Regions from separate parts of the Homo sapiens genome. Here region 2 is linked to region 1. Evidence: chromatin loops called from intact Hi-C (ENCODE). Cell type or tissue: heart right ventricle. All regions are shown on one strand. Each heading gives the region's core, and the rest is flanking DNA. Links, peaks and the distances in the headings are about the cores only. Region 1 has its middle 39 kb from the start of LINC01742. Region 2 has its middle 61 kb from the start of LINC01742.

What was found. Peaks named below come from ENCODE experiments on the same cell type or tissue, not always from the same donor. Only the 100,000 strongest peaks of a DNase experiment are listed, where the experiment ranks them.
Region 2: a loop joins it to region 1, with 1.8 times the contacts of the local background. A loop is called at or near these places in 1 of 110 quality-filtered maps.

The regions. Positions count from the first base shown.
Region 1 is chr20:57,963,200-57,966,110 of GRCh38, reverse strand. No RefSeq gene overlaps it. Among named protein-coding and RNA genes, the nearest start is that of LINC01742, 39 kb to the left of the region's middle. In heart right ventricle, for the core only: no CTCF peak of the experiment used is centred there; a DNase peak (open chromatin) is centred at 1,727; H3K27ac peaks cover 2,169 bases; H3K27me3 peaks cover 532 bases.
Region 2 is chr20:58,063,329-58,066,239 of GRCh38, reverse strand. No RefSeq gene overlaps it. Among named protein-coding and RNA genes, the nearest start is that of LINC01742, 61 kb to the right of the region's middle. In heart right ventricle, for the core only: no CTCF peak of the experiment used is centred there; no DNase peak of the experiment used is centred there.

The sequences.
Region 1 (2,911 bases), core at 209-2,708:
ATTCTGGGAGAGTGCTAATTGCAGGCATGGCTGGATCTAGGGACTTGAGCTGTGTCTTCTGGATCATTCTCTGTCTCTCCTCACTTGATTCTAAGTGGCTTCTGTTCCACTTCTAGCAAAGAGGCTGCCTTGCCCTGCAGTCAGGGGGCACCCCAGCTGTCCTCCACGGGTGTCCTCACAGCTCCACACCCAAAAGGAAAAGCCACTTTACCAACAACAGCAAACACAGCCATTTTCAGAGAGGGCCCCAAATGGCCTGGCTGAGGCCAATTGCCCACTCCTGAGCCTACCACTGTGGCCAGAGGAACGGGTGCTGTGACCACCTAAGGCATTGATGAATGCAGTGAAAATGTAGGTTGATGAATGCAGCGAAGATGTAGGGCAGGAATGACATTCGATGTCGGCCACAAGGTGCTCCAAGCGCTCCAAGTGTTGTGCTGGAAGTGGCTTCCGCTTCACAGGAGGCTTGGGTTGGGCTGCCCCCGGGAAAACCTTGGGGTAGACCAAGGGAGACCCCCAAACCACCTTCCCACGGTTTTCCCAGCCTTGACCTCCAGAGCCATTCAGGATGAACGGTGGAGGTGCTTGTGAGCATTCCTGGTCTGGAGCAGGCTCACTGGGACGGTGTAGAAAACAAAACACAAAGCTGGCCTCCCTTCTCGATGAAATATTCAGCCACATTCCAGTATCTCCTCCATTCCCTCATTCCACTATCTGAACACCATTTAACTGAGAGGGATGAGAGCAACCCCCTGAAATGAATTCACTTGAAGGTACAAATGGCTGGTAAGTCATTCAGGTCCTTTCCCACCTGGCAGTTGGTCACCTGATGGTCTTAATGGTCTCTGGGAAGTGGGGTGTCAAGGGTGGGGCAGTGGAAGGAAGAGAAAGGAAAGGAAGGGTCTGCCCCTTCCTTTGCATGATGTAGGACCACGTCCCTTTCCTTTGGAGAACAAGGATGATTCTTCTGGGACTGTCATCACAGAGCCCGGTCCCTGTACCCCCTGGGATGGCAGGTGACCTGACCTAAGCCATTATGGCCCCATCCCTCTTGTCAAGAGGTTGGGCCAGAAACAGTATTCCCTGAAATTGCTGTGCTTGGAGACAGACAGGAAGAAGCTTTTTGTGTTGTTCCTACCACTGGGAGGACACAAACCTAGAATAGCAGGGGCTGCTGTCTCCGCCATGGGGCCGAAGGACAGGAGCCTTTTTGATGGAGGAGAGCCAGAAGCTGAGTACAAGTAGGTAGAGGCGAGAAGGAGAAAGACCCCAGAAGACAGAGCCTGAGTTCCTGGATCCAGCTGTGCCTGCAGCCAGACCTACTTCTGAAAAATGCCTTAAAATGAACCAGTAAACTCCCTTTTGCTTCTCAGCTACTTTGGGTTGGGCTCCTGTGACCTCAGTAGCCAGCTTGACTCATCTGAGGGTTGGCTGAGAGAGTTGTTACCATTTCCATCCCCACCTCCTCCTCTGTCTCCTCCTTCTCCCCTTTCTTCTTCGTGGGCATAACCACTCATTAAGTGCGTATTCTGATCTGTGTGCACACAGGCAGAGCCTCTGTGTGGACTGTATCAGCAAATCCTTCCAGCGAGTGTCCCTTTATCCTTCTCAGTCCAGTTCAGACAGAGCCAGCACCCAGGCCTCTGACTCCAGGTCCACGTTCTTCCCAATTCTCCATGCACAAGACAGTCTAGCACTCCTACACAGTGACCGGACCAGCACCATCCCCAAAGATGGGACAGGCTGTGGCCGGAACAGCTGGCAGTCCTTCTTGCCCCAGTTTTTTCAGTGCATAAATTCCCTTTTCTTTGCTTCTTTCGTCTGGCCCCAGGCCTGGTTCCCTGGGGGACAGGGAAGAAGCAAGTATTTCCTGGAGGCATACTTGGCTTAAGTTTAGGCTAAAAGCTTTTTTAACACAGAGAAATGGAAACTGCCAGAGCCCTGGGGTTAAACCCGTCCAGTCCCAGTTCTGTTGGTAAAACAGAAAAGAGAGCTTGTGTGGAGCTGTTGATGGCTGGTTCTCGAGAGCGGCAGTGGGGACGGCGCCGGGCCGCTGTGGCTGTGGGCCTAGTACTTGGAGGGCAGTGTTAGTGGGAGCAGTAATAGGCTAGTAAGGGTGGGGGAGCAGTGAAGGGGTGACAAGAAACTGAGAACCTCGGACCCCAATTTTTAGTGGTTGGGGCTTCCAGACAATGAGGTGAAACTTCCTCACTGTAGATGGAAGCTTTGTGCAAATCTCAAAGATGTCATGTTTGTAGATTTGGGGAAGGTTTATTTAAAAAATTGTGGTAAAATACGCACAGGATTTTACATATGGCTTAGGGTCACTAAGTACATTCACATCATTCACATTGTTGTACAACTGTCACTGCCTTCCATCAGAAGAGTTTTTTGTTGTTGTTGAGACGGACTTTTGCTCTTGTCACCCAGGCTGGAGTGCAGTGGTGCCATGTCAGCTCACTGCACCATCCATCTCCTGGCCTTAAGCAATTCTCCTGCCTCAGCCTCCCTAGTAGCTGGGATTACAGGTGCCCACCACTACGCCTGGCTAATTTTTGTATTTTTAGTAGAGATGGCGTTTCACCATGTTGGCCAGGCTGGTCTCAAACTCCTGACCTTTAGGTGTTTTGCCCTCCTCGGCTTCCCGCAGTGCTGGGATTATAGGCGTGAGCCACTGTTCCTGGCCTAGTAGAACGTTTTCATCACCACGAATTGAAATTTGGCCTGGCTTGAATACCTCCCCGTTCCCCCTCCCCCAAGCCCTTGGCAACCTCCATTCTACTTCCCGTCTCTGTGACTCCGGCCACTTTAGGTGCCTCCTCCAAGCAGAATTATCCCGTCTGTCCTTTCATGAGTGGCTTATTTTGCTTAGCCTAATGTCCTCAAGGTTTGTCCATGTTGCAGCAGGTAA
Region 2 (2,911 bases), core at 266-2,765, 100 kb before region 1:
GGAGCCAGGTGTCAGGATGCTGCCAGCTCCCCAGGTGATGACCGTGTGCATTCAGGAATGGGAACTGCAGGTGGAAAGGATTCTCTTTCATTTTCTGGCTAGGGAACAGAGGCTCAGCCGCAGGAGTTACTTTTTTGGCACTAAATAGAGCTGAGATGAGAAATCTCACCCTTGACTCACTCCACATCCAAAATATTTTATTATTATACAACCTTTCAAGTACTGTTCAGAAAACCAGGACTGCTTACTCATCATGCTGCAGGGATGACCAGGCTAAGAGCTAAAATGTGTGTACACTTAGTACATGCCAGGTATTGTGTTAAACAATTTATATTGATGATTGCATTGAAGTCTCATAGCAGCTCTAGGGGGTAGGCACCTAACCAATGAGGAAACTGAGGCCCAGAGAGGTTAAGGGACTGGCCGCAAGCCACAGAGCTAGTAAGCGATGGAGCCAGGATTCAACCCCAGAACCTGTAGATTAACTGCCCTGTTCTGCAAAGCCAACATCCCTTAGAGCAGCACTTTCTAAACTGTGATGTGCCCCTGAGTCACCTGGATCTTGTGTAAAAGCAAAGTCTGATTCAGCAGGTCTGGGTGGGACAATTCTAACAAGCTCCCAGGTGAAGGGAATGTGGCTGGTCTGGGGCCACTGTTTGAATTGCAAGTATGTAAAGCATCACTAATATTTTTGGTGGTTGCTTTTTGCTCATTTGTTTCACTTTTAAAAGAACATTTTCAGGAAATGGGTGAATACTGTGGCACGAGGATGGATTTTATTGAATGTCCCCACCTGGGTTCCACAACAGGGATCACTATGACTTCATAAAGATCAAATCCAGCCACTGCAATGGCACTGTGGTTCTCCTGGTCACATCGCTTCATCTGGATTCAGGTTTCTCCTGGTTGCTGCTACACTGTCCACTTTACAGCTCAACAAACCTGTGAGACGTTCGCAGCTTGTGTCAATTTAGAGTAGATGCCCATATTAATGAGCAAATCAGCCCTCAGCTTTGATGAGTTGCAATTCTCTAGGAATACCCAAATATGCTAGTGAAACTTGTGTCTTAGCTTGGGTGCCCCCACTAGCAGACCTGAGATAAACTTCAGATACAAGTAGTTTATCTGGGATGGGATCCAGGAAGCATGGTGAGGAGCCGGGAAGGAAGAGACAGGGAAAAACAACGCACGGAGATAACGATGCTGGGGGCAGCTGGAGTGCAGTCCTTCTGGGGTCCGTCCAAGAGAATGTGGGCTGCTCTCTAGAAGGGTCCAGAGGCTATGGCATTGAGGCATAGTTCACTCCACTCAGGCAGAGAGTGCAGGTGCTTGGGGTAGGATGCTGTAGGGGGCAGTGACTGTCTCCTGTGGCAGCCTGGAGCTGCACCTCTGAGATGGGCCAAGCACTGGGGCCATGACAACATCTGCTACTTGAGGCTGCTTGAGGAATCAAAGGCATTTTCCCAGCCTGTGGGATTGGGCACTTTTCCAGGGGGAGGCTGAGTCTCTTTCTAGAGATTGAAAACTGCCAATGGGCTCTTGGGCAGCCTGAGAAAAGAGGGGACCATTTTACTGGTCCCATTTCTCAGAAGAGGCCACGGAGGCAAGGCCTAAAGGCTGCATGTGTGTGTGTTTGGGGGACATAAAATAATTCAGTGTTGGTGTCAACCGATCCCCAACTGTGGAACAAGACGTGGGAGATGGCACCTCAGTCTTCCAAGAGTGTTTAACCAATTTGGTGAGATGTCAATCTGATGCACCCTGAAGAGAGTAAGAGTTTTCATCCACCGTAACTTACAAGATCCCACAGTAGCAGGACTGGGGCTAGGTTGAGACAAGTGAGACCCCCAGGAGCTTAGATGTAAGGAGGTGCTCATTCTCAGGGGCGTGCAAGTGTCCCATTACATGACCCTGGCACCACTGGGAAAAGTCAATTGACTCTATAATTAAAGGTTTATTTTTTGACTTTATTCTATTGACCTGCTTATCTAATCTTATACCAATACCATACTGTCTTGAATACTGCAGCTTTCTAGTAAATTTTGAAATCTGGTAGTGTCAGTCCACCAACTTTGTTCTTCATTTTCTTTAAAGTTGTTTTGACTGTTCTAGCTCCTTTGTATTACCATATGAACTTTGGAATTAGCTTGCTCATTTCTACAAGAAGCCTGCTAGGATTTTGATTAAAATTTTTTTGAATTGGCATGGTGCGGTGGCTCACGCCTATAATCCCAGCACTTTAGGAGGCCAAGGCAGGTGGATCACTTGAGGCCAGGAGTTCGAGACCAGCCTGGCCAACATAGCGAAACCCTATTTCTACTAAAAGTACAAAAATTAGTCGGGTGTGGGGGCGCACGCCTGTAATCCCAGCTACTCAGAAAACTGGGTTTGCTGTGAGCTGAGATTGCGCCACTGTACTCCAGCCTGCGTGACAGAAGGAGAGACTCTGTTTCAAAAACAAACAAACAAACAAACAAACAAACAAACACTTAAAATAAAAGAATTGTATTGCATTGAATCTACGGATCAACTTGGGGAGAATTGAAAGCTTAACATTATCTCGTCTTTCAATCCATGAACACCTATATTTTTCTATTTATTTAGGTCTTTAATTTCTACTACAATATTTTGTATATTTAAGTTGATAGGTCCTGCCCATCTTTTATTCAACTGACCATTAAGTAGTTCATATTTTTGCCACTATTGTAATTGTCCACTCCTAGCATGTCCAAATGCAATTGATTTTTCTGTATTTACTTTGCATCTTTTGAAATTGCCAGATACTCTCTTTCTAGCTTTTTTTCGGTGGATTCCTTAGTATTTTCTACTTATGCAATCATATAATCTGAGAAAAAAAGACAAATTTACTTCTTTCTTTTCTATCTGTGTGCCTTTTATTACTTTTCTTGCC